Regions from separate parts of the Homo sapiens genome. Here all the other regions are linked to region 4. A link is a contact called in ENCODE Hi-C or POLR2A ChIA-PET data. All regions are on one chromosome and are shown on one strand. The core of a region is the stretch at or near the end of the contact, and the rest is flanking DNA. Distances in the headings are between cores, read along the strand shown.

The links. Hi-C counts contacts between places; a loop is a spot of excess contacts on that map. ChIA-PET counts read pairs that join two places held with the same protein, here RNA polymerase II (POLR2A). Pooled maps may share reads with other maps.
Region 1: a loop to region 4 is called in a pooled map, with 7 times the contacts of the local background. The contact joins the promoter of NDUFS7 here to the promoter of POLRMT in region 4. A Hi-C loop is called at or near these places in 4 of 50 pooled maps.
Region 2: a pooled map shows a loop between it and region 4 (9-fold over the local background). The contact joins the promoter of MBD3 here to the promoter of POLRMT in region 4. A Hi-C loop is called at or near these places in 5 of 50 pooled maps.
Region 3: a loop to region 4 is called in a pooled map, with 7 times the contacts of the local background. The contact joins the promoter of C19orf25 here to the promoter of POLRMT in region 4. A Hi-C loop is called at or near these places in 2 of 50 pooled maps. POLR2A ChIA-PET finds 5 or more read pairs at or near these places in 2 of 52 experiments (T-cell and activated CD8-positive, alpha-beta memory T cell).
Region 5: a loop to region 4 is called in a pooled map, with 7 times the contacts of the local background. The contact joins the promoter of ATP5F1D here to the promoter of POLRMT in region 4. A Hi-C loop is called at or near these places in 2 of 37 single-sample maps with no recorded cell type and 6 of 50 pooled maps. POLR2A ChIA-PET finds 5 or more read pairs at or near these places in 1 of 52 experiments (activated B cell).

Annotation. Positions count from the first base shown.
Region 1 is chr19:1,380,549-1,385,503 of GRCh38, reverse strand. It overlaps NDUFS7 (NADH:ubiquinone oxidoreductase core subunit S7), which reads right to left and starts at 1,597. Exons shown (of 8, transcript NM_024407.5): 1 at 1,562-1,597. The coding sequence starts at 1,577. TRF-GAA1-6 (tRNA-Phe (anticodon GAA) 1-6) reads left to right here and starts at 2,070; the gene lies at 2,070-2,142. TRN-GTT2-6 (tRNA-Asn (anticodon GTT) 2-6) reads right to left here and starts at 1,941; the gene lies at 1,868-1,941. RefSeq lists silencers at 1,468-1,527, 1,778-1,917, 2,098-2,227 and an enhancer at 4,567-4,955.
Region 2 is chr19:1,590,914-1,596,148 of GRCh38, reverse strand. It overlaps MBD3 (methyl-CpG binding domain protein 3), which reads left to right and starts at 3,284. Exons shown (of 7, transcript NM_001281453.2): 1 at 3,284-3,627. The coding sequence starts at 3,518. RefSeq lists enhancers at 2,844-2,893, 4,271-5,235 and silencers at 3,144-3,213, 3,284-3,333, 3,494-3,793, 3,934-4,033.
Region 3 is chr19:1,476,838-1,482,166 of GRCh38, reverse strand. C19orf25 (chromosome 19 open reading frame 25) reads left to right here and starts at 2,952. Exons shown (of 3, transcript NM_152482.3): 1 at 2,952-3,004; 2 at 3,262-3,393. The coding sequence starts at 3,264. It overlaps PCSK4 (proprotein convertase subtilisin/kexin type 4), which reads left to right. Exons shown (of 15, transcript NM_017573.5): 15 at 1-739. The coding sequence ends at 408. RefSeq lists enhancers at 2,786-2,905, 3,267-3,767 and a silencer at 3,126-3,175.
Region 4 is chr19:630,226-635,154 of GRCh38, reverse strand. POLRMT (RNA polymerase mitochondrial) reads left to right here and starts at 1,618. Exons shown (of 21, transcript NM_005035.4): 1 at 1,618-1,730; 2 at 2,217-2,321. The coding sequence starts at 1,643. LOC105372234 (a long non-coding RNA gene) reads right to left here and starts at 1,691. Exons shown (of 2, transcript XR_936226.2): 1 at 1,260-1,691; 2 at 1-1,171. RefSeq lists silencers at 1,405-1,664, 1,675-1,834 and an enhancer at 4,669-4,929.
Region 5 is chr19:1,240,467-1,245,450 of GRCh38, reverse strand. It overlaps ATP5F1D (ATP synthase F1 subunit delta), which reads right to left and starts at 3,700. Exons shown (of 4, transcript NM_001687.5): 1 at 3,460-3,700; 2 at 2,842-2,995; 3 at 1,266-1,354; 4 at 626-1,136. The coding sequence starts at 3,600. The coding sequence ends at 1,014. RefSeq lists enhancers at 604-763, 3,831-3,900, 3,941-4,070, 4,937-4,984 and silencers at 964-1,123, 3,421-3,530, 4,870-4,984.

The DNA.
Region 1 (4,955 bases), core at 348-2,847, 750 kb before region 4:
TTCACTCTTGTTGCCCAGGATGGAGTGCAATGGTGCAATCTTAGCTCACTGCAACCTCCGCCTCCCGGGTTCAAGCGATTCTCTTGCCCCAGCCCCCCAGTAGCTGCGATTACAGGCATGCGCCACCACACCCAGCTGATTTTGTATTTTTAGTAGAGACGGGGTTTCTCCATGTTGGCCAGGCTGGTCTCGAACTCCGGACCTCAGGTGATCCGCCCACCTTGGCCTTCCAAAGTGCTGGGATTACAGGCGTGAGCCACCGCGCGTGGGCCAGGCATTCTTAACAAGGGGCCTGGTGAGGATTCAGAACTGTGAATTTGCTTGGAATAAAAAAATATATATGTCTTTGTTGTCACCAGCATCTTATGGAAAATTAGCCCTTCATTCAATTCTTAGCGTAGGCTGGGTGCCGTGGCTCCCAGCACTTTGGGAGGCTCAGGTGGGAGGATTGCTTGAACTCAGAAGTTCGAGACCAGCCTGGGCAACAGGGCAAGACCCCCATCTCTACTAAAAATACAAAAACTAGCCAGGCATGGTGGCGCACACCTGTGGTCCCAGCTACACAGGACACTGAAGTGCCAGAATCGCTTGAGCCTGGGAGGCACAGGTTGCAGTGATGAGCCAAGATGGCACCACTGCACTCCAGTCTGAGCGACAGAGGCAGACCCTGTCTTAATAAATAAATAAAAAATTCTTAGCATAGACAACAAAATACGGCAGTATTAGCAGGACCTGTAACTTTTCACCAAGCGGAATCACAGATGTTTCCTAGCTATGGTGCAGGGGCTGCAGACGTTTCCGTATCATCAAAGCCTCATTTCCACTCCTCACTCCTTCCAAATCACAGTCGCAATTAGACCTGCCGCTAGATCGCGTTCATAAGGGAAGCACTTAGATTACTAAGTCGCCAATCAGGTTTCAAGACAATCTTTTAATAACTGCCTCTCCGTGTAACTGATTTCCTTGCAATTCTATGGATTTTATTCCATGCATTTAATAACTTTATCTGAGCAGAGGTCCGCAGGCTTCAGCTGATCCCAAAAAAGTCCCTGGAGCAGGACAGGCTCTGCGAGAGGCCCTTACCTCCCAGGGGTGGGGAGGGAGGTGGAGGGTCCAGCAGGGTGGCGTGGATGTCCTGGGTCCTGTTCCTTCCCAGGCCCGGCCCTGTGACCTCGAAGACCCTCAATGGGCCTCAGTTTCCCAGCCTGTCAGGCAGGCCCCGCTCTCTCCAGGGCATCTCAAGAGCAGCCTCGCGGGCCGTGCCCTGGTCTCGGGGACGTGAATGGGGCCCCTCCAGCCTCCACCCCGAGCGCCTTCCTGAGGCTGGAGGCTTGCGTCATGACCTACCGGGCCTCGGTTTCCCCGACTGTACTCTGGACGCAATAACGGCGACCGTTCATCGCAAGCCGGGCGGGGAGCCCGAGGAGCGGCCGGCTCGGAGAAGCCCGGAGAGGACCGCGGCCACGACGCCGGCACCGACCCCCGACGCCACCACGACACCCGAGGCTCCCACGGCCCCAGACCCGCGCGGCCCCACACCCGCCGCCGGTGCCGCGCTCACCTGACAGCACCGCCATCTTGGCCTCGGCCTTCAGACAACCTCTGAGGTCCGTTCTCCTTAGCGCTCCGGGTTCCCGGGGCCGCCGCCCAAAGCGGCTCGGAGCGCATGCGGAAACCGGAACCTGGAGCCGGGAGGTTCCGCTGCGCTTTCGGCCTCCGTGGTCGTGTTGCGCCGTGCACCCCCAGATCACCCGAGGCGGAAAGGTCATCGGAGTGCGCACGTGGGGGCCGCGGGTCTGCGGCGGACCGACAAAAACAGAGGCGACACTCATTTTCTTGTTATTCCAGGAGGGCAAAAGTCACCACGCGTCCCTGGGTGGGCTCGAACCACCAACCTTTCGGTTAACAGCCGAACGCGCTAACCGATTGCGCCACAGAGACGACACTGCGCTCCGGCGCCCTGGGAGACCTTACAAAGGATGTGGGGCCTGCTGACGCGAAACGACTGCGCCTGCGCAGGGAAGGCGCAGCGCGGGACGGAGTCCCGGCGAGAGCGACTCTGCCGCCCAGCCGAAATAGCTCAGTTGGGAGAGCGTTAGACTGAAGATCTAAAGGTCCCTGGTTCGATCCCGGGTTTCGGCAGAAGTTTTAGCGCCTCTTGCGATCACTGATGTCTTTCGTTCAGGATTGGTCCAGCTGCCTCGCAGCTATCCCGGACCCCTTACCGCAACATCACCGCATTCTGCAGAGGAGTCGCCGCGATGTGGACTCATCCCAAAGTAAGGGGGCTCAGACCTCACAACCCCAAAGCCTCCTCTTCCCACCCCTAAGAGGTCATAATTTCAGCTCAAACTTCCCCCTTCCCTGACACACCCTCGATTTTCCATCTTGCTTAAATTGATAAGTTTACAACCAGTACTAATGATATAAAAACTAACACTAAACACCCAAACTAGCAAAACAGAGTTTGCAGAACGCTTTCTGCATGCATATCATTTAATTTTCACAATTCCACTGGAGGTTTTGTCTGCCTGTTTTATGATTACAAAAACAGAGGCAAAGGCCGGTGCGGTGGTTCACGCCTGTAATCCCAGCACTTTGGGAGGCTGAGGCAGGCAAATCACCTGAGGTCAGGAGTTCAAAACCAACCTGGCCAATATGGTGAAACCCTGTATCTAAATCCCAGCTACTCGGGAGGCTGAGGCAAGAGAATCACTTGAATCCGGGAAGCGGAGGTTGCAATGAGCTGAGATCGTGCCACCGCACTCCAGCCTGGGCGACAGAGTGAGACTCCATCTCAAAAAAAAAAAAAAAAGAAAAAAGAAAAAGAAAAAGTAAAGAAAACAGAGGCTCAAATTAGGTGAACACAGGTGACTAGCAAGACTGGGGGCCCCTTGAGGACCACAACAAGTGTTTACTGAATTCGTGCCATGGGCTGGGGACCCACTGCTGAGCAAAGCCAGGCCTGGTCTCTGTTCTTGGGCAGCTCAAAAGGATTGGAGGGGCCCAGCATGGTGGCTCACACCTGCAATCCCAGCACTTTAGGAAGCCGAGGCAGGAGGATCACTTGAAGCCAGGAGCTTGAGACCAGTCTGGGCAACATAGCAAGACCCCATCTCTACAATACATAATAATAATAAAGACTTGGGGGAAAAGCTGACAAGAACCTAAGAGGCTGGCAGGTGCACAAAACCCTCTTCCTTCTCTAGTTCTCATAGCTGCCCGTGCTGTAGGGTTTTGGTTTTATTTTTATTTATTTATTTTTTGAGATGGAGTCTTGCTCTGTCACCCAGGCTGGAGTACAGTGGCAAGATCTCAGCTCACTGCAGCCTCCACCTCCCTGGATCAAGTGATTCTCCTGCCTCAGCCTCCTGAGTAGCTGGGATTACATGCACACACTACGATGCCCGGCTAGTTTTTGTATTTTGAATAGAGACAGGGTTTGTTGGCCAGGCTGGTCTCGAACTCCTGACCTCAGGTGATCTGCCCACCTCGGCCTCCCAGAGTGCTGGGATTCAGGAGTGAGGCACCACGCCTGGCCATGGTTTTGGTCTTAAATTTATATCAATATTTTTAGAATAATTTAGAGTTGTGAGTACCCCATGCCCAGTTCATGAGTGTGATACATTTGTCACATGATACATTATTACTGACCAAAATCTACACTCTATCCAAGTTTCCTGGGTTTCCTCTAATGCCCTTTCCTGGCCTAGGGCTCCATCCAGGACCCTACGTGGCATCAGGCGTGGTGTTTCCTCAGCTCCTGGGACCGTGGCCGTTTCTCAGGCATTCCTGTTTCTGATGCCTGCACAGTTCTGAGGCAGGACTTACTGTGGAACATTGCTCATTAGGGATTTTGCTTGTGGATTTTTTTTTTTTAAATACAGTCAGGGACAGCAGAGTGCCTCCCCTGTCCCCGGCGTGCCATGCTGGGATCATGTGTCAGCTGCCCTGGACTCTTCCCGGGAGGAACAATGAAGCCAGCCCAAGGATTTCTGCTGGCTCTTAGCCCTAGTGGTGGTGGGGGATGGGGTGGGGACTGCAGCTGAGTTCAGTGGGAGCCAAGGGGGATGGTCCTCTGGCCGCTGGGATGACAGGGCTCCTGGGCTTGCGTTTGCTGTTCAGGCTCTTGCCTTCCTATGGGGTCTTTTTTCTTTTTTTGAGACGGAGTCTCGCTCTGTCCCCCAGGCTGGAGTGCAATGGCACAATCTCAGCTCACTGCAACCTCTGCCTCCTGGGTTTAAGCAATTGTCCTGCTTCAGCCTCCTGAGTAGCTGAGATTACACGCATCCACCACCACACCCGGCTAATTTTTGTATTTTTAGTAGAGATGGGGTTTCACCATGTTGGCCAGGCTGGGCTCAAACTTCTGACCTCAGGTGATCTGCCCACCTTGGCCTCCCAGAGTTCTGGGATTACAGGTGTGAGCCACCAAGCCCAGCCCCTATAGGGTCTTCACGTTCAACCGGGGCTGCTCTGTGTGACCAACAGAATGGCGGTGATATTCATGGGCGGCTGCTGTGGCTCCTGGGCTGCTGCCCCCAGCGAGGCTCCTCAGACCCCCAGCCCCGTTGGAGCCTTCTGATGATGTGGCCCCAACCAGCATGTGGACTGCAGCCCCACGAGCCACCCTAGAAGCCCCTGGCCGGGCTGCCCTTAGATCCCGGCCCCACAGAAACTGTGTGGAGAATGTTCCAGGCGCTGGGTTTTGGGGTGGCATTCTGCTGCAAAGGGGGCTGACTGATAGGCGGACTGGACAGAAAGGTGAGGTAGGTGGGGAGAAGAATCTGGTTCAGGAACTCCGGGCCCTGGAGGACACCCCTGAGACAGGGAACATGGAGGAGCTGGTTTCACGGGGCAGAGGCAGGACATGAGCAGAGGGCAGGCAGCAGTTCCAGAAACAGCTCAGGCCAGTGAGAGGGGAAGGACCCAGGGCGGGGTGAGAGTAGGAATTG
Region 2 (5,235 bases), core at 2,035-4,534, 960 kb before region 4:
TTGAGCCCTGAATCTGTAGGTTACCAGACCCCAGTAGCAGTGAGCTTCCCCTGCCTATTTCTGTATCTGCTGTCCTGGTACTTAAGTCCCGAAAGGGAAGGCAGAGACTTCAGCATGGTGGCACTGAGGCCCTCGCCAGCCCAGGAGGTGACAGGAGCCAGACTGGCGGATGGGGTCCTGTGTTTGTTGCCACAGTGAGTCACTGGACTCCACTGTAAAGAGGAGCAGTCTCGTGGTCCCATCAGCCATTTATTCAGTCATTTATTTCTACCAGCATCCACTCGAGGACATTTTTTCTTTTTCCTTTTTTTTTTTTTTGAGACAGAGTCTCGATCTGTCGCCCAGGCTGGAGTGCAGTGGCGCGATCTCAGCTCACTGCAACCTCTGCCTCCCAGGTTCAAGCGATTCTCCTGCCTCAGCCTCCCGAGTAGCTGGGACTACAGGCGCCCGCCACCAAGCCCAGCTAATTTTTTGTATTTTTTAGTAGACACGGGGTTTCACCGTGTTAGCCAGGATGGTCTCTATCTCCTGACCTCATGATCCACCCGCCTTGGCCTCCCAAAGTGCTGGGATTACAGGCATGAGCCACCACACCCGGCCTTGATGACATTTTTTCTACAGACTATAAATCCTTTATAAACTTTAATTTTGTTGCTCAAGTTGTCCTCTCTGTTTGGCCATCGTGACCCCTTCCAAATGGGCTCCTGTGTGCACATGATATGTCCCGGGTCACTTTTTTTGTTATTGAGGTGAAATTCACATAACATAAAATTAACCATTTTCAGGTGTGCAATGCAGTGCTTTAATACATTCACACTGGTATGCAGCCACTGCGCCCAGCCTGGAATTGGCCATTTTAAAGACTATTTTATTGACTTACTTATTTTAGACAAGGTCTCGCTCTACCACCCAGGCTGGAGTGCATTGTCACAATCATAGCCCAATTTTAAAAATAATCTTGGCCGGGCGCGGTGGCTCACGCCTATAATCCCAGGACTCTGGGAGGCCAAGGCAGGCGGATCACCTGAGGTCGGGAGTTTGAGACCAGCCTGACCAACATGGAGAAACCCCGTCTCCACTAAAAATACAAAATTAGCCGGGCATGGTGGCGGGTGCCACCATAATAATCATCTCCCTTGCATGGGGGCAGGCCTTGCACTGGCTGCCCTAGTCAAGTAATCCCAGCTACTTGGAAGGCTGAGGCAGGAGAATCGCTTGAACTCGGGAGGCGGAGGCTGCAGTGAGCCGAGATCGCGCCGCTGCACTCCAGCCTGAGCAACAAGAGCGAAACTCCGTCTCAAAAAAAACACAAATAATTAAATTAAAAAAATAATAATAATCTCCCAGCCGGGCGTGGTGGCTGGCGCCTGTGATCCCAGCACTTTGGGAGGCTGAGGCAGGCACATTGCTTGAGCTCAGGAGGTTACAGTGAGCCAAGATCACGCCACTGCACTCCAGCCTAGGCAACAAAGTGAAACCCTGTCTCAAAACATAATTATCATCTCCCTTGCATGGGGGCAGGCCTTGCTCTGGCTGCCCTAGTCAGGTACCACGGCTGGTTCTGGGGTGTAACTGCCTGGCTTTGAGTCCACAGCATAGACTTTCCTGTCTCCTTGGGAGCACTGATTCTTCCATGGCAGCCCAATGCCATGGGGCCTCGGTCTCAGGCCAGTAACCAGCTCCTGAGCTTCTCGGGAGACAGAGCTGGCTGTCTCACACCTCACCTCACCTCACGACGAGGTGGGGTGAGCGGGGCATCCGACCATCATCCACCCATCCATCCTGATTTATTCAGTGCTTCTGTGGTCAGCACAACATCCCGAAAATGTGCCCGTTCCGTCGGCCGCTGTGGCTCACACCTGGAACCCCAGCACTTAGGGAGGCCGAGGTGGGCGGATCACTTGAGGTCAGGAGTTCGAAACCAGCTGGCCAACAAGGTCAAATCCCATCTCTTCTAAAAATTCAAAAAAATTAGCCGGGCATGGTGGTGGGCGCCTGTAGTCCCAGCTACTTGGGAGGCTGAGGCAGGAGAATTACTTGAACCCGGGAGGTGGAGGTTGCAGTGAGCCGAGATCACGCCATTGCACTCGAGCCTGGGCAACAGAGCAAGACTCTGTCTCCATCAGTCAGTCAATCAATCAATAAATGAATGTGCCTGTCCTACTCCCTGGAACCTGCAGCTAAAGGGACTTTGAAAATGGGACGAGATCTTCAGATGGGAAAGCATCCCAGATCGGGTGGACCCAATGTCAACAAAAGAGTCCTTAGAACCAGGACAGTTTCTCCAGCTGGAGGCAGGGGAGCACAGCAGCTAGACTCAGTCCTTGAACACCTGTGCAGGCCCGCCCAGCCCTAGCCTTGGGAGCGACGCTGTCAGGGGGAACTGATGGGGGGCAGCCCACCCGTTTCCATTTCAGGATCCCTCTGGCTGGCTGGGGAAGGGGTTAAGGGGAGACAACAGGGGGTGGGCGATTCCGCAGGAAGGTCCTGGAACTCTCCCGGCCAGAGATGGTGGCTGGACTAAGGTGCAGGGGGTGGTCGGGGAGCTGGGGGGGGGTGCTCAGATTCCTGGATTTTGAGGGTTCAAAAAGCAGCTGGACGGGGCGCAGTGGCTCACGCCTGTAATCCCAGCGCTTTGGGAGGCCGAAGTGGGCTGATCACCTGAAGTAAGGAGTTCGAGTCCAGCCTGGCCAACATGGTGAAATCCCGTCTCTACTAAAACTACAAAAATTAGCCGTCCGTGGAACCAGCTACTTGGGAGGCTGAGGCATAACAACTTGAACCCGGGAGGCGGAGGCTACAGTGAGCCAAGATCGCGCCTCTGCACTCCAGCCTGGGTGACAGAGACCCCGTCTCAAAAAAAAAAAAGCTACTGGAGGGAACTTGGGGGCGTGGAAGGGGTGGTCACGGGGGAAGTCCCCCAGATTTGGACGCTCGTAAAAAGCTCGGAAGCTGGGAGACCAGGAGGGCGGGGAAGTCGAGGTCCAGTCACTGGGCCAGAGTCCCCAAGACTTGGGCTGGAGAAAGGTCGGAGGAAAGGACCCCACTAGTCCGAAAGCATGTCCCCGCGCACGCGCACCAGGCGGCCGGCAGAGACAGGGCACAGTAAAAGGAGCCGCGCGGACTCCGGGCACAGCTGCTGGGCACTGGCAGCTCGCAAGGCACAGCGCGCAGGCGCGCACGCCACTTAAGGCCCCGCCCCCTCCCAGCGCGCTGATTGGCGGGGCCGTAGAGGGGCGGGGGCATGGCGCCGCGGCTGCGCAGCGCGGGGCCCCGCGCGGGCGGGTGGGCGGAGCGGGCCCCCCGAGCGGGGGCTGGCGAGCGCGGGGAGGGGGCCGAAAGGGCGGCAAAGCCGGCGCGCGCCCGGCTGGGGGCGGAGGGCGGGGGCCCGCGGGCCGGAACAGCCGCGGCAAGTGGCGGCGGCGGCAGCGGCAGCGGAGGCAGCTGAGGCGGCGGCGGCGAGTGGGGGTCCGGGCGGCGGCGGCGGGCCCGGCGGCGGGCCGAGGAGCCGGGCGCAATGGAGCGGAAGAGGTGGGAGTGCCCGGCGCTCCCGCAGGGCTGGGAGAGGGAAGAAGTGCCCAGAAGGTCGGGGCTGTCGGCCGGCCACAGGGATGTCTTTTACTATAGGTGAATGAGCGCGCCGGCCGCGCAGGGCCTCAACGGGCTCCTCCCAGCGGCCTCTGCGGCGGCCTCGGCGCCCCTGCCCCGGGCCGCGGCCTGGGCCCCGCGCGTGCGTCGTGCGTGCGTGCGTGCGTCTTGCGTGCGTGTGCGCCCGGCGCGCGGAGGCCCAGTGCGCGTGCGCCGCTTGTTGGGCCGCATGGCTTTCGGCCGGCCGTTCAGGGACTGGCTGCCGGACGGCGACTGCGGCCTTTGTTCGTGCGCGCTGGGCCAGGGGCGCCTGGCGGCGGCCAGATGCTACCGGGGGGCAGGGGTGGAGGGTGGGCTGTCCCTTTGGTTCCCGTGAGACGCAGGGGGTGCCTTCTTGGGGCGCTCCTGGGGTGGCGCGGAGCCCGAGGGGGTGGCCAGCCGGGATTTCGGGGAGCAGGGCTCATGGGCGGATCGGGGAGGGCGTGCGTGAAAATACGGGTTCTTGGGCTCGCCCCAGTCCTGGGAATAAGCGCCTCAGGGTGACTGGTCTCCCACGCAGCGTTGCTTTTTTTAAAGGTATTCCCCTTGACTCCTTCCGAGGCCTCTGGTCCTCTTGGGTCGTGGCCCCCTCAGGGTGGAGACCTGAGGCTTTCGACTTTCCGAGCCCACCTAACGGTAGTCTTTGCGTGGATGTTACTGGTGGTGGAAGGCTTTCAGAGACCCCCCCGTCCCCAAATTGGAACAAGGCGCTGCTCTGAAAGGTCGCAGGGAACCCCCTCCGTGGAACAAAGACTTAGTCGCCTGCTGCAGCCAAGTCCCAGACAGTCGGCCACCTGCTGTTTGTCCTCTTTTTTTTTTTTTTCCTGGCTCGGGAAAGATGCTTTTGATTCTGGGCCAGCTTTGATTGCGCCCTCCCCTTGGTTCAGTGTCCCGTGGCGCCTTCAGGTCCCCCAGGAGGGGAAAGCGGAGGACGCCTGCCATGTGCCGAGCACCTGGGTAAAGGGGGGTGTGCGGCTGGTCCCCCTTTTTCCCACAGCTCGGGGTCGTGGGCAGGAGACCGCCCAGGTGAGGGCGGGTGGTTTCCACGAGCCAAGGAGGGGCAGAACGACCGCTCCGTCCACTGTGCACTTCGGTCCTCTGTGGTTCTTGACTGTCCCGGTTTGGGGAGATAAAGTGAGAAAAGTGAGCGGGGAAAGGATGGCTGTGATCAGAAGCAATGTGTGGGGCCTCGTCCTGCAGGAGGAGCTCAGGGACTGGTTCCTGGAAAGTTGGAGGACAGCAAGAGAGGGGAAACTTGGTCCCCAAATGTGTACCCTTATGAGCTGGAACCCTGTACACGTCCTGAGATCTGCAGTGACACATGCTGAAATCTGGGAGGGCAGATGACGGGGCCTGAATGAGACTGGGGTCAGGGAGGGCTTCTCTGAGGACGTGACATTGAGTGACAGGGAGAGGCGTCCAGGCAGCAGGAACCCCCTAAGAGGTGGCTGCAGCTTGGGAGCTAGAACCAAGGCCAGCTTGAGCGGAGTATCCTGAGGCTGTCATCACCCCACCTCTCTCATTCCCACTCTGGGCCCTGGCCCTGAGCATGAGGGTCTAGCAGTGGAGAAAAGCAGGGAGAAGCTCCTCTACAGGCTAGAGATTTCA
Region 3 (5,329 bases), core at 1,703-4,202, 850 kb before region 4:
GCCTACTGCCCCCCGCGGTTCTTCAACCACACAAGGCTGGTGACCGCTGGGCCTGGGCACACGGCGGCGCCCGCGCTGAGGGTCTGCTCCAGCTGCCATGCCTCCTGCTACACCTGCCGCGGCGGCTCCCCGAGGGACTGCACCTCCTGTCCCCCATCCTCCACGCTGGACCAGCAGCAGGGCTCCTGCATGGGACCCACCACCCCCGACAGCCGCCCCCGGCTTAGAGCTGCCGCCTGTCCCCACCACCGCTGCCCAGCCTCGGCCATGGTGCTGAGCCTCCTGGCCGTGACCCTCGGAGGCCCCGTCCTCTGCGGCATGTCCATGGACCTCCCACTATACGCCTGGCTCTCCCGTGCCAGGGCCACCCCCACCAAACCCCAGGTCTGGCTGCCAGCTGGAACCTGAAGTTGTCAGCTCAGAAAGCGACCTTGCCCCCGCCTGGGTCCCTGACAGGCACTGCTGCCATGCTGCCTCCCCAGGCTGGCCCCAGAGGAGCGAGCACCAGCACCCGACGCCTGGCCTGCCAGGGATGGGCCCCGTGGAACCCCGAAGCCTGGCGGGAGAGAGAGAGAGAGAAGTCTCCTCTGCATTTTGGGTTTGGGCGGGAGTGGGCTGGGGGGAGAGGCTGGAGCACCCCAAAAGCCAGGGGAAAGTGGAGGGAGAGAAACGTGACACTGTCCGCCTCGGGCACCGCGTCCAACCTCAGAGTTTGCAAATAAAGGTTGCTTAGAAGGTGCTCAGTCTGTGGCCTCCTCTGGAGCAGGGTGGGCCCGAGGCCCCAGGGCTCAGGTGGTTTCTGCTTGGGGTCCCCGGACATCAGTCCATGGAGAATGCAGCCGGCCACGGAGAAAGAGTCCGCCCAGGCCCAGGGACCCCAGGCAGTGGGAACAGCAGGGAATGGCCGGGGGTCAGCAGTAATGTCCAGCCCCAGAACATGGCTCACCATGGCCCAGAATCCTCTCCTGCGGTGATTCCTTTGTTTTTTTTCTTGTTTGTTTTGAGACAGGGTCTCCCTACGTTGACTAGGCTAGAGTACAGTGGTGCGATTGTAGCTCACTGCAGCCTTGAACCCTGGCCTCAAGCAATCTTCCCTCCTTGGCCTCCCAAAGTGCTGGGATTACAGGCGTGAGCCACTGTGCCTGGCCCTTTCCTCCCTCCCTCCCTTCCTTCCTTTTCTTTACTTCCTTCCTTCTTTCCTTCCTTTCTTCCTTCTCTTTCCTTCCTTTTTTAGTAGAGATGGGTTTCACCATGTTGGCCAGGATGGTCTCGATCTCCTGACCTCGTGATTCGCCCACCTCGGCCTCCCAAAGTGCTGGGATTACAGGCTTGAGCCACCGCACCTGGCCCCTTCCTTCCTTTCCTTTTCTTTCTTTCTTTCCTTCTTTCTCTTTCCTTTTTCTTTCTTCCTCTTTCTTTTCTTTTTCTTTCTCTCTCGCCTTCCTTTCTTCCGTTCTTCCTTCTCTTTCCTTCCTTTCCTTTCTTTTCTCCCTTTTCTTCTTTACTTTCTTCTCTTTATTTCCTTTTTCTTTTTTTTCTTTCTCTCTCTCCTTCCTTCCTTTTTCTTCTCCTTCCTTCTTTCCTTTCTTTCTCTTTCTTTCCTTTTCCCTCTCTCTGTCCCTTCCTTCCTTCCTTCTCTCTCAACAATATTTTTTTTTTTGAGACAGAGTCTTGCTCTGTCGCCCAGGCTGGAGTGCAGTGGCACGATCTCGGCTCACTGCAAGCTCTGCCTCTCGGGTTCATGCCATTCTCCTGCCCCAGCCTCCTGAGTAGCTGGGACTACAGGCAACCGCCACCATGCCTGGTTAATTTTGTTTTTCTTTTTGTATTTTTAGTAGAGACAGGGTTTCACCATGTTAGCCAGGATGGTCTTGATCTCCTGACCTCGTGATCCACCCACCTCGGCCTCCCAAAGCGCTGGGATTACAGGCGTGAGCCAACACACCCAGCCTAATTTTTGTATTTTTAGTAGAGACGGGGTCTCACCATGTTGGCCAGGCTGGTCTCAAACTGGCCTCAAGTGATCTGCCCGCCTCGGCCTCCCAAAGTGCTGGGATTACAGGCATGAGCCACCGCGCCCAGGCTGAATTTACAGTTTAAACAGGCGAATTTGGCCGGGCGCGGTGGCTCACGCCCGTAATCCCAGCACTTTGGGAGGCTGAGGCGGGCGGATTGCCTGAGCTCAGGAGTTTGACACCAGCCTGGGCAACACAGTGAAGCCCCATCTCTACTAAAATACAAAAAAAAATTTTGACGGACGTGGTGGCGGGCGCCTGTAGTCCCAGCTACTCGGGAGGCTGAGGCAGGAGAATTGCTTGAACTCGGGAGGCGGAGGTTGCAGTGAGCTGAGATCACGCCACTGCACTCCGGCCTGGGCGACACAGTGAGACTCTGTCTCTAAAAAAACAAAACAAAACGAAATAAACAGGAGAACTTTATGGTATGTAAACTGCATCTCAATAAAGCCCCTGAGAGAGGAAAAGGGCCCTCTGCTCTTTCTGCCTTCCCAGGCATCAGCGGAGAGGAAAAGGTGACCTCCAGCACCGTCCCCGAGGTGGGAGGACCCGCCTTGGCCGGAAGTGGAGGCGCCGCGACCGCCCCGCCCCCGCTGTGTTCCGGCCGCCGAGTGCTCATGCACCACCAGGCTCCCTTAGGTGGACAGCAATTTTGTGCTCCCGTCAGCCACATGGGTGGCGTGTCCCCTAGTGCCGTGTTCCCCTTTTCAGAAAGACGAGCCTCGGATGCTTTTCTACCCAGCCAGTGGAGCCTGGACTCGAACTCGCTCTCATCGTAGCGCGTCCAGGTTCGGGTTCGCCTGAGAGGCTGAGATCCGAGTCTCAAGGGCACTATCCCTTTAAGACGGGGCGGAGCCCCGCGATGAGCGGCGGGCCGGCGGGAGAGGAGGCCGGAAGTGTGTGTCACGTGTTCGGGGACGGGGCGGTGCTCCGACCGGAATCGGAAGTGGCTGCGTCGTCGACGCTGGGCTTTCGGGTCCCGCGCCCAGGTGGGAAGAGGCCGGCGACTGGGGTGACCGCGGGGAAACTGAGGCAGAGGTTGAGCCAGACCCTGAAGCCTTGGCCACCGTGTTTTTGGGCGGAGGGAGGGTCAGGGCCTGGGGCGAGCTCAGAGGGGCGGGACAGGGCGGGCTTCCCCGGGAGCGGGACCGCGACGGGTGCGTACGAGTTCGCTGGGCGGGAGGAGCAGCCCGGGCAAGGGCGGAGAGGTGGACGCCCCGGTCAGCGCCCCCTTCCCCGCCTTCAGAGATGGGCTCCAAGGCAAAGAAGCGCGTGCTGCTGCCCACCCGCCCAGCGCCCCCCACGGTGGAGCAGATCCTGGAGGATGTGCGGGGTGCGCCGGCAGAGGATCCAGTGTTCACCATCCTGGCCCCGGAAGGTAGGGGGAGCCCGGTCCCGGGGAAAAGCGGACCTGAGACCCCGGCAGCAAGGGGACGGGAGAGAAGCACACCCCTAACTCCTGACCCCACGCCCTGGGAACCCCCGCAACATGGGCACGGTCCGTATCCTCTCCGAGTCTCCCTCTACTCCTCCGTAGAGTGGGACCGATTTTCAGAGGGTTCTTCTGACAGGGGTGGAGGCCGGGCGCTGTGGTTCAGGCCTGTAAGCCCAGCACTTTCGGAGGATGAGGCGGGAGGATCGCTTGAGCCCAGGAGTTCGAGACCAGCCTGGCCAACATGGTGAAACCCCGTCTCTGCTAAAAATGAAAAAACAAAACAAAAACAAAAACAAAAACAAAACAGAGTTAGCTGGGCATAGTGGCAGGCGCCTGTAATCTCAGCTACTCGGGAGGCTGAGGCAGGAGAATCGCTTGAACCCGGGATGCAGAGTTTGCAGTGAGCCGAGATCGCACCACTGCACTCCAGCCCAGGTGACAGTGCGAGACTGTCTCAAAAAAAAAAAAAAATTACTGGGTGTGGTGGTGGACACTTGTAGCCCCAGCTTCTTGGAGGCTAAAGTGGGAGGATACAGCCTAGGCAACACAGCCAGACTGTGTCTCAAAAATAAATAAGTGGCCGGTGCGGTGGCTCACGCCTATAATCCCAGCACTTTGGGAGGCCGAGGTGGGTGGATCACTTGAGGTCAGAGGTTGGACACCAGCCTGGCCAACATGGTGGAACCTTGTCTCTACTAAAAATACAAAAATTAGCCGGGTGTGGTGGCATGGGCCTGTAATCCCAGCCACTCAGGAGACTGAGGCAGGAGAATCACTTGAACCTGGGAGTCGGAGGTTGCAGTGAGCTGAGATCACGCAACTGCACTCCAGCCTGGACCACAGTGAGACTCTGTTTCAATAATTATAATAATAATTAATAAATAGAAATAAATAAAGTAAAACAGAGGTGGTAAGCTAGGGCCCCCCAAACCCTGCCCCTGGCTGTTTTTTTAAGGTCTGGGAGCTATGAATGGACTTCACATTTTTAAATGGGGGTGGGTGAAAAAGAACATTTCTGACACCTGAAAGAGGTATGAAATTCAGATTTCAGTGTTGGTAAGTAAAGGTTTACGGCACACAGCCAAATGATTCACATACGGTTAGTGGCTGCTCTCACACCAGAAGGGCAGAGTTGAGTAGTGGGAGCAGAGACTCCAGCCTTTGGCAGGAAAGCTTGTCCACTCCTGATTTACGAGGTGGAAGCTAGTCAGAGACCAAAGGATTCAGCAGTGCAGTTGGGTGAATTTTGTGTTCTGGATGAGGCTCATTCATTCATTCAACAATCCTTTTCTTGAGCACTTCCTGTGTGCTGGGCTCTGCGCTTAGAGCACTGCTAATGGACAAGTGAACAAAAGAAACAAGAATGTCTGCCCCAGGCTGTTCTGGGGCTGGCGGGAAACAAATGAAGATGAATCGGCCAGGTGCGGTGGCTCACACCTGTAATCCCAGCACTTTGGGTGGCTGAGGTGGGCGGATCATTTGAGGTCAGGAGTTCAAGGCCACCCTGGCCAACATGGTGAAACCCCGTCTCTACTGAGAATACAAAAACATTAGCTGGGCATGGTGGCGCATGCCTGTAATCCCTGCTACTTGGGAGGCTGAGGCAGGAGAATTGCTTGAACCCAGGAGGCGGAGGTTGCAGTGAGCTGAGATCGTGCCACTGTACTCCAGCCTGGGTGACAGAGCAAGACTCTATCTCAAACAAAAAAAAAAAAGAAAAAAGAAAATGAGCCATGTGGAATGATAGAAACTGTGAATTTCTAAGGGAACATTTTTAAAAAGTAATATTAGAAAATTCTGGGGCCAGGTGCAGTGGCTCATGCCTGTAATCCCAGGACTTTGGGAGGCTGAGGCAGGAGGATGACTTGAGGCCAGGAGT
Region 4 (4,929 bases), core at 369-2,868:
GAGACAGGGTCCTGTTCTGTCAACCCAGGCTGGAGTACAGTGGCGCCATCTCAGCTCACTGCAGTCTAAACCTCCTGGGCTCAAGCAGTCCTCCTGCCTCAGCCTCCCGAGTATCTGGGACCACAGGTGTGCACCACCATGCCTGGCTAATTTCTTTTTTTCCTTTGGTGGAGACTGGGTCTCAGTATCTCGGTTGCCCAAGGCTTGTCTGGAACTCCTGGGCTCAAGCGATCCTCCCGCCGCAGCCTCCCAAAGTGCTGGGATTACAGGCCTGAGGCACTGAACTGACCTCCCTTTGCACTTTTTTTTTTTTGAGACAGGTTCTCGCTCTGTCACCCAGGCTGGAGTGCAGTGGCGAGATCTTGGCTCACTGCAACCTCCGCCTCCCGGGTTCAAGCGATTCTCCTGCCTCAGCCTCCCGAGTAGCTGGGATTACAGGTGCCCGCCACCACCCCCGGATAATTTTTGTATTTTTACTAGAGACGGGGTTTTGCCATGTTGCCAGGCATGCTTGCGTATTTGCCAAGCTGGTCTCGAACTCTGACCTTAGGTGATCCGCCCGCCTCAGCCTCCCAAAGTGCTGGGATGACAGGCCTGAGCCACCAAACCAGCTCCCCTTTGCAACTGGGATATTAGCCTGGAACACAGTTACCCCCAGATATTCCTATTCTCACCCTTCCCAAGCCTACTGCCCCACAGCAGGCGCTCCCGCCTCTGGCCTGCTGCCCCGGCTGAACGACACAGGTGGGCACACCTTCCAGGTTCCATTCTAAAGCTCCCGCCCTGCTCCTCCTAGGCAGGATCACGCGGAGACCAGGGCAGGCTCTAGGCTCCGAGGTTTATTTCATTCCCTTGACCTCACCCCACTTAGCAGGTGAATCCAAGCCTGCCGCTCCATTCGGCTCCTGCCCCTGAGGGCTTGGGGATTGGAGGGTAAACTGAAGCTGGAGGCTGGGAGTCTCGCGGACTGGGGCTTTCTCTCCTTGCAGCCTCCCTGAGGTCGCACGTGCTGTGTCTTCCAGCAACTTGGTGGCCCTCTCTGAGCCTCAGCTTCCTCCATGATAGACGGCATCCTAATGACTCTTACCCAAAAGTTGTCGTTGGAGCAATGAAGGTTGCGGACAGGAATCTCTAAATTGCAGATGCTGTCCTCGTTATTAGATGAGTATGCCTTGAAAAAAAAAAAAAAAAAGCCGGGCACGGTGGCGGCGTCTGCAATCCCAGCGCTTTGGGAAGCCGAGGGGCGAGGATCTCTTTACCCCAGCAGTTCGAAGCTGCACTGAGCTATGATCACGCCACTGCACTCCAGCCTGGGCCACAACGCGTCCAAAACAAAACCAAAAAAGAAAGAAAAACAGAAAAAAAGTCCGGATTTGAGGTCCTCGGGAAAACAGCCTGAGAGTGCCTCCCAGTTGCCACGGCAACAGCTCTGTCCCGCCCCCTCCCTTTAAAAACAGCAGGAGGAACCAATCAGAGCGTCCACCGGCGCATGCCTTCGCGCCTCCGCTGCATCCTGGGAGTCTACTTCCGGCTGGGGTTTCCCTTCGCAGCCTCCGTCGACCATGAAACCACAACTCCCGGCAGGCGGCGCGGGCGCATGCGCAGGCGCGGGCCGGTGGGGTGGCCTGGAGCGGCGTGCGTAATGTCGGCACTTTGCTGGGGCCGCGGAGCGGCGGGGCTCAAACGAGCCCTACGGCCTTGCGGCCGCCCGGGACTCCCCGGCAAAGAAGGTAACACAAAGGGAGACGGCCAGGCAGCCCGGGGGCCACGGCGTGGGCTCCTCCCCGCGCGGCCGGGGCCTTTGGCGCTTTGACCTTTGCCTCTTTGCACCTGGGCGTGCGCAGCCCACCGACCCGGCCCCGCTTTCCACTCGCCCTTGCCCGCTTTTCGACTGAGGCTCCTCCGTGCAGTCTGACCTTTGACTCGTGGTTTCTTATGCAGCCTCCTGACCCCAGGTGTGGTGTTTAGGGCTCTTAACCTTTGACCTGCTGCACCTCGAGTGCGAGGAACCCTCTCTCGGCGGTTCCGCGCCCGTGTTCGCCGCGGCGGGGCCCTTCCACCTTCGCTGTCTTAGTTTCTTTCCAACTTAAGCCCGTGCTCCGAGAGTTTCCGCTGCGTTTAGGGCTCCTTTGCCCTTCGACCCTTCGGCTTCTGCCTTTATGGAGGCCCCCGCCCACACGCCCGGCCCCGCTCAGCCGCTCTCGTCTTTCCCGCAGGGACCGCCGGTGGCGTCTGCGGCCCCAGGAGGAGCTCGTCCGCCAGCCCCCAGGAGCAAGACCAAGACCGCAGGAAGGACTGGGGCCACGTGGAGCTGCTGGAGGGTGAGCGCGACCCCCACGGCGGCCCGGGAGAGGAGAGTCCGCTCCCTGCTGCCGGGAGAAAAGGCAAAGGCTCAGATTCTGAGACAGGCTGAGGGCGGTCTCCACCTCTCGGGTCCCAGGACACGCCCAGACGGCGTTGCTGAAACATCTCTTGCACCGCTCATGGGCCCTGTCCTTGCTGAGCAGGCTCCTTCCTGGAGCTCTCGTAATTCCCCCTCCCCAGAACCCCACCAGGTGCTCCCACTTTCCAGGGACATAGGTGAGGCCCAAGATTATGTCTGGAGAGACCCCCCCCCCGGCCCCGCCGCCAAGGCCACATGTGCAGAGCCAGGATGTGAACCCTGAACTGACTCAGCTGTCCTGGCTTGGCTCTGGGGGGTAGGCGCCTAATGGAGACTGGATGACTGCGAAACTTGGGAGGGACAGCCCAGGCTCCAGCGGTGGCAGGCCCTCGTCCTGGCCTGGCTGGTGGTGTGGGAGGGAGGTGGGAGCTTCCCTGTGCTTGCTTCCCGCCGGTGCTTCTGTCCCACATCCTGTCTGCGTCCATTAGGCAGCCGGGAAGGGAGAGGCGGGAGAACCTTTATAAAGGGAAAAAACCTGGCCAGGTGCGGTGGCTCACGCCTGTAATCCCAGCACTTTTGGGTGGCCGAGGTGGGCGGATCAAGAGGTCGGGGGTTCGAGGCCTGGTGCGGTGGCTCACGCCTGTACTCCCAGCACTTTTGGGTGGCCAAGGTGGGCGGATCAAGAGGTCAAGGGTCCGAGGCCTGGTGCGGTGGCTCACGCCTGTAATCCCAGCACTTTGGGAGGCCGAGGCGGGCGGATCAAGAGGTCATGAGTTCAAGACCAGCCTGGCCAACATGGTGAAACACTGTCTCTACTAAAAATACAAAAATTAGCTGGGCATGGTGGTGAACGCCTGCAGTGCCAGCTACTCAGGAGGCTGAGGCAGGAAAATCGCTTGAACCCGGGGAGACTGAGACAGGAGAATCGCTTGAACCCGGAAGGTGGAGGTTGCGGTGAGCCGAGATCATGCCATTGCACTCTAGCCTGGGCAACGAGGGAAATTCCATCTCAAAAACAAAACAAAACAAAACAAAGCTCTCAACTGTTAATCCTAAAAGTATCTCCTGAGTTTTGGAGCACTCTGAAGGCGGACATCACGCTTGTCTTTTTATTTCAGCAATTTTTTTTTTCTTGAGACGGATTCTCAATCTGTTGCTAGGCTGGAGTGCAATGGTGCGATCTTGGCTCACTGCAGCCTCCGCCTCCCGAGTTCAAGCAATTCTCCTGCCTCAACCTCCCGAGTAGCTGGAACTACAGGCGCGCACCACCACGCCCGGTTAATTTTTCGTATTTTTAGTAGGGACGGGGTTTCACCGTGTTAGCCAGGATGGTCTTGATCTCCTGACCTCGTGATCCGCCTGCCTCGGCCTCCTAAAGTGCTGGGATTACAGGCGTGAGCCACCACATCTGGACACCTGGGTCCCCCCCCCCCTTTTTTTTTTTGAGACAGGGTCCTGCTCTGTCTCTCAGGCTGCAGCACGGTGGCCTGATCACGGCTCACAGCAGCCAGGAACTCCTAGGCTTAGGTGATTCTTTCACCTCAGCCACCGGAGTAGCTGGGACCACAGGTGCGCGGCCCTGTACCCGGCTTATTTCAACAGTCTTTTTTTTTTAGATGGATTATTGTTCTGTTGCCCAGGCTGGAGTTCAATGGCGCTATCTTGAGTCACTGCAACCTCTGCCTCCCAGGCTCAAGCAATTCTCCTGCCTCAGCCTCCCAAGTAGCTGGTACTATAGACACATGCCACCACGCCCAGCTAATTTTTTGGATTTCTAATAGAGACGGGGTTTCACCATGTTGGCCAGGCTGGTCTCGAACTCCTGACCTTAGGTGATCTTCCTGCCTCGGCCTCCCAAAGTGCTGGGATGACCGACGTGAGCCGCCATGCCCGGCCAGCAATAGATTTCCAACAAGGCTTCTTTAAAGAGATACAGAACACTTAGGCATTGATTGGTTGGCAAAAATGCAACCTGAGGCGGCACGAGCAGGAGCCGCGTTTTCCCTGCGAGCTAGTGGCTCAGCGTCCACCGGTGTAGACACTGGGAGCCTAGGAGTGTGTGTGTGGCAGCTCCACCAGCTGGGGGGGTCTTGCTGAGGCGGGGTGCGAACTTGCAGGCCATGGTTGAGCCAGGGAGTGGGCGGTTCAGGGTCCTGGGAGTCTGTGCAGAGGCCCTGAGCTAGACAGTGAGAGGGGCAGGGGAGGCGGGGGCCACCTGGATAGATTCTGGAGGCAAGCCCAGAGGAGGTACTGAGAGGTGGACGGAGGGAGTTGTCACAGACCCCGGGTTCTGGGCCTGTGCACCTGGAGGGTCTGAGCGGCCAGTGACCGGGGAGACGTGGTGCTGCAGGTTTCGGTGGCAGCTTGTTAGGGCTGCTGAGTTCTGTGAGGCTCGGGTGGGGAGGTGCGGAGGTGGTGGGGTGCGTGTGTCTGGAAAGCAGCGGGCAGACCTTACAACGTTGTTGGCAAGTATGAGGAATTCACGCCTTGGGTCCCAGCGAGCTCAGCCACCTGCACCTCCTGGCCTGGCTCAGGGTCCAGAGAGA
Region 5 (4,984 bases), core at 2,451-4,950, 610 kb before region 4:
CCAGCCCCCGCCGTCCACACACCAGCTGGAGCCAGTGTTGCCCGCCCCCAGGGTTATGGAAAGGAGAAGAGGCAGGCCCAACGGGGCAGTGCCAGGGAGCCGCCCCCTCCTGGGCCCACCCCACTCCATCTGGGGCCAACCCAGAAGCCTAGGTGCCCACGGAGGTGCCAAAAACACTGCAGATTCGGCACCCGGCCAGGCAGGGCCACCCACAGGACCGGCTGGCACAGGGCGGGGCCAGCGTGGGAGCGGGTGGGGCCCGCCTCTTTCCAGAGGCTGGTGGGCAGGGCCAAGGGCCAGCAGGGCTCAGGGTCAAGGCCTGGAGACCAGGAACTCGGCAGAGGCGCCAGGAGCAGCAGGGACACCCCTCCCTGACCGATGTCCCCATCACTGGTGACCTTCACCCTCCCCACCGTTGTAGGGTGAAGGTCAGCAGCCTGCCCGCCTGGCTGCACCCCACCCACCCCCTCGAGCCTGCTTCCTACGGACCTCCAGGTGCCCTAAGGGACATAGTCCAGGGGAGCTCAAAGGCCCTATTTGCAAGGGACATGGAGGACGTGAGCAGGGGCCCAGGACGCTCCCGGCTTCACCGGGCCAGGTGGAGGAACAAGAGCCGAGCACACAGTCAGGCTTCCGGGTCTTTAATGGGGCGGGGGCTGGGGGCAGTTCATCCAGAGGTGGCTCCGAAGCTGAGGTCAACCTTGGCGGCTGGCTCTGCAGGGCAGAGGGGATGGTAAGCGGCCCGTCAGGCTGGGGGGATCTTGAGAGGCGGAAGGAGAGCCCCATGGGTGGCAGCCACAGCTCAAAGCTGAGGAGGAGCTTCCCTGGCCCAGTCCCCAGAGCTTTCAACACAGGCAGGGCCTGGGGCCCAGGCAGAAGCCTGCACTGCCCTCTGGTGGCCTCCTTGGCAGGCGCGGCTTCCCCAGGTGGCCGGGACCCCAGGAGCTGGCTGGGCCCACCTGGCATCCCTGCCCAGCCCCTGGCCGGGCCTCGGGACACCGGGTACGCACCGCCTACTCCAGGGCCTTCACCAGGGCCTCGTTGGCCTCGATTCGGATCTGGATCTCTGCCCGCGTGGCCTCGTCAGCTGTCCCCACCAGCTCCGCCTGGGCCTTCTCCAAGTTTGCCTTGGCTGCCTGCAAGGGGTTGAGGGGCGGTGAGGGGCCAGCAGCGACCCCAGCCCGGCTCCTGGTCCCCCAGCGCTCCCTCCCCCGCAGCCTGGACAGCTCCAACCTGCTGAGCCTCAGGTCCCCTCTGACACTCACCCCCAGGTCCAACATGTCCAGCGTCACGGCCTCTTCGGCCAACAACTGCACCGAAGAGTCGGCGTTCACTGCGATGGAACCGCTGCTCACTGGGGGAATGGGGCGGGGGGAAGGCGTGAGACCCCAAAGGGCTGCACAGCCTCAGGGACTCCCCTGGTCAAGTCCAGAGCCCCCTGTGAACCAGGAGCTCCACAAACATCCAAGTCTGTGTCCTGAGTGTGCAAACAGACCCACAGGACTGGCCCTGGGCCCAACATGGCGGGCAACTGCTAGAGAAGAACAAAACAGGGGCCGCAAGAAAGGACTAGAAGCTGGAGGAACCCCCAAAAGCACTGCCTGGGGACAGAGGCCCTCCCTCTGACCCACCACCCATGGGTTGAGCTGGGGTCAGGGCCAAAGGCAAGCTGAGTTCAAATCTGGCCACCACTGGAAACCAGTGAGGCTTAGAACTGCTTTTTTTCCTGCACAAATGACCTTCCTCCCCTAATCTGATCAGCCCTCCCAACATGGTTTTTTGAGGGGTTTTTTTGGCACAGGGTCTCACTCTTGTTGCTCAGGCTGAAGTGCAGTGGCATGATCTTGGCTCACTGCAGCCTTGACTTCCCCGGCTGAAGCGGTCCTCTTGCTTCAGCCTCCCGAGTAGCTGGGACTACAGGTGTGCACCACTACAACCAGCTAATTTTTTGTAGTATGGGATTTCACTATGTTGCCCAGGCTGGTCTCAAACTCCTGGGCTCAAGAGACCCTCCCACCCCGGCCTTCCAAAGTGCTAGGATTACAGGTGTGAGCCACCGCACCCAGCCTCGCCTGGTCAGTTTCTTTTTATTTTTTGTAGAGACAGGGTCTCACTATGTTGCCAAGGCTAGTCTCAAACTCCTGGGCTTAAGCGATTCTCCCACTTCAGTCTCCCAAAGTGCTGAGATTACAGGCATGAACCACTGGGCCTGGGTGGTTTTACATCTCTTGCTTCGACCATCCTACATTGGTTGGTCCAGAGCCAGTCATAAACCGGCTGAGAGCAGGGTCCCCTCTGGTTCGCTTTCATCACCGGCCAGCCCAGGCTCCTCAGTGGACAAACCTGCTAAAACTGTATTTTTCTTATTTGAGATGGAGTTTCACTCTTGTTGCCCAGGCTGGAGTGCAGTGGCACAATCTCCTCAGCCTCCTGACTAGCTGGGACTACAGGCACCCGCCACCACGCCTGGCTAATTTTTTGTATTTTTAGTAGAGACGGGGTTTCACCGTGTTAGCCAGGATGGTCTCGATCTCCTGACCTCGTGATCCCCCCGCCTCGGCCTCCCAAAGTGCTGGGATTACAGGCGGGAGCCACCGCACCCGGCCAGTTTTCTGTATTTTTAGAAGAGACGGGGTTACATCATGTTGGCCAGGCTGGTCTCCGAACTTCTGACCTCAGGTGATCCACCTGCCTCGGCCTCCCAAAGTGCTGGGATTACAGGCTTGAGCCACCGTGCCCGGCCTAAAACTATTTTTTCTCGCAGCCTCAACTGAGACGGAGACTGACCTGGGATGTGGAGCCCCAGCCTGGCCTGGCCCTGCAGCCCTCCACCGGACTCACCAAAGTATTTGGAGGTGGTGCCGTCCTCTGCATGCACCACGACCAGCCCCGGCCGCAGGACCTGCAGCGTGGGCACGTGGGCCGCCAGGATGCCGAAGGCTCCGGTCAGCGTGGGCACGTCCACCTGCCGGACGTTGGCACCGTTGAAGAACACCTGCAGACAACAGCGTGGGGAATGATGGCGGGGCAGGCCGGCCCCGCGCCCACCGGGCACTCGGCCTGTCCTGCTAAGTAATGGGTCAGGGCAGGACCTGGCGCTGATGTGAGGCACTGAGACAACCCAGCGCAGGGATCCGAAGTTGCAGCTTTGGTCCTCAACAGTTGCGCCTCATTCTACTGATCCGCGAAATGGGAATGCAACGATCCGGCGACACCCAGGCTTTGGCCAGGGAGATCGGGGAGGGCACCCAGGAGACGCTTATCTCGGGGAGGTGCCCGGGACGAGGGCAGCGCAGGGCTCGGGCAGCAGAGGCAGGGCCGAGGGTCCAGGGCTGAGTAGCCTCGGCTTCCGGGGCGCGCGGGTCCGGGGGCCCGGAAGCGGGGGTCGCGCCCTGGGGGTGGGGACCCTGGACTCCGGGGGCGGCGGCCACGGAGGGTCCCGACCCGCAGCGCCCGAACCTGCGTGGGAGAGGCGAAGGTGAAGGACATCTGGTTGGGGCCAGAGGCGGCAGCCGGGGCGGCGGCGGCCTCGGCATAGGCACGGGCGTGGCGGACGAGGCGGCCAAGTCCCGGGCGGCGGAGCAGCGCGGCGGGCAGCATGGCAGCGGCGGGCGGCAGGAAGCGGGTAGCTGGCGGACAGCGGACTCCGGCGCGGCGCGGGCGGCCTGGAGGGCGAGGAGGACGACGCGCAGGGACGTCTGGGAGGAGGAGTCCCGGCGAGAGCGCAAGCGCGAACTACGACTCCCGGCAGGGCGCACGCGACGTTGACGACGCAGTGCCCCGTCGTGAGGTATTCTGGGGGTTGCAGTTTTGTTCCGGCCCGGGCTGCGGCAGAACCAGGGGGTGGTCAGATAAGGGCGGTGAAACCGTCCTGGGAGGTGGAGTAAAACGAACTTCAGTGAAATTCAAGATTCGGCTGCGTGGTGGCTCACGACTGTAATACCAGCGCTTTAGGAGGCTGAGGCCAGAGGATCACTTGAGGCCAGGAGCTGGAAACCAGCCTGGGCAATAGTGTAGATCGCCCCCACCCCCGACCCGTCTGTACAAAAAAAAAAAAAAAGATTTTTGGGGCGCTCATTGGATGCAGGGCCCTGGATAGACATCAAGAAAACATCAAGTTTCCGGCTCTGGGCCAGGTGTGGTGGCTCCAACCTGTAATCCCAGCACCTTGAGAGGCCAAGGCAGGAGAATCACTTGACCCCAGGAGATGGAGACCAGTCTGGGCAACAGAGGGAGACCCCGTCTCTACAAATAATCAAAATTAGCCGGGCGTGGTGATGCACGCCTGTGGTCCCAGCTACTGGGGAGGCTGAGGCGGGAGCATCGCTTGGGCCTAAGGAGATTGAGGCTGCAGTGAGCTATCATTGCGCCACTGCCTAGCCTGGGCAACAGAGTGAGAATCCCACTCTGGGGCCGGGGGTTATTTAGCAGACATTTGAGATCATTAATAAGCAGGTCAGGCCGGGCGCGGTGGCTCACGCCTGTAATTCCAGCACTTTATCCGATCTGGAGGGCGAGGCAGGCGGATCACCTGAGGTCAGGAGTTTGAAACCAGCCTGGTCAACATGGCGAAACCTCGTCTCTACTAAATATACAAAAATTAGCCGAGCATGGTGGTGGGCGCCTGTAATCCCAGCTACTCGGGAGGCTGAGGCAGGAGAATAGCTCGAACCCGGGCGGGGGGGGGGGGGGGAGGTTGCAGTGAGCCGAGATCGCGCCACTGCACTCCAGCCTGGGCGACTGAGCAAGACTCTGTCTCAAACAAAAAAATAAATAAAATTTAAAAACAAACAGGTCGTAGTGGTAGGTGGTGGCAAAAGCCAAAAATAAATCACAGTAAAAGCCGAGAAAGTGTGCAGGACGGGACAGGGTGGAAGGCTGCAGGTGCAGCTGTTCTAGGAAACGGCGACCGCGGCGAGGGGCACAGCGCGGGCGACGCGGGAGGGCTCGCTGGGGATCCCGGACCCCGGCGCGCTGCTCCTCG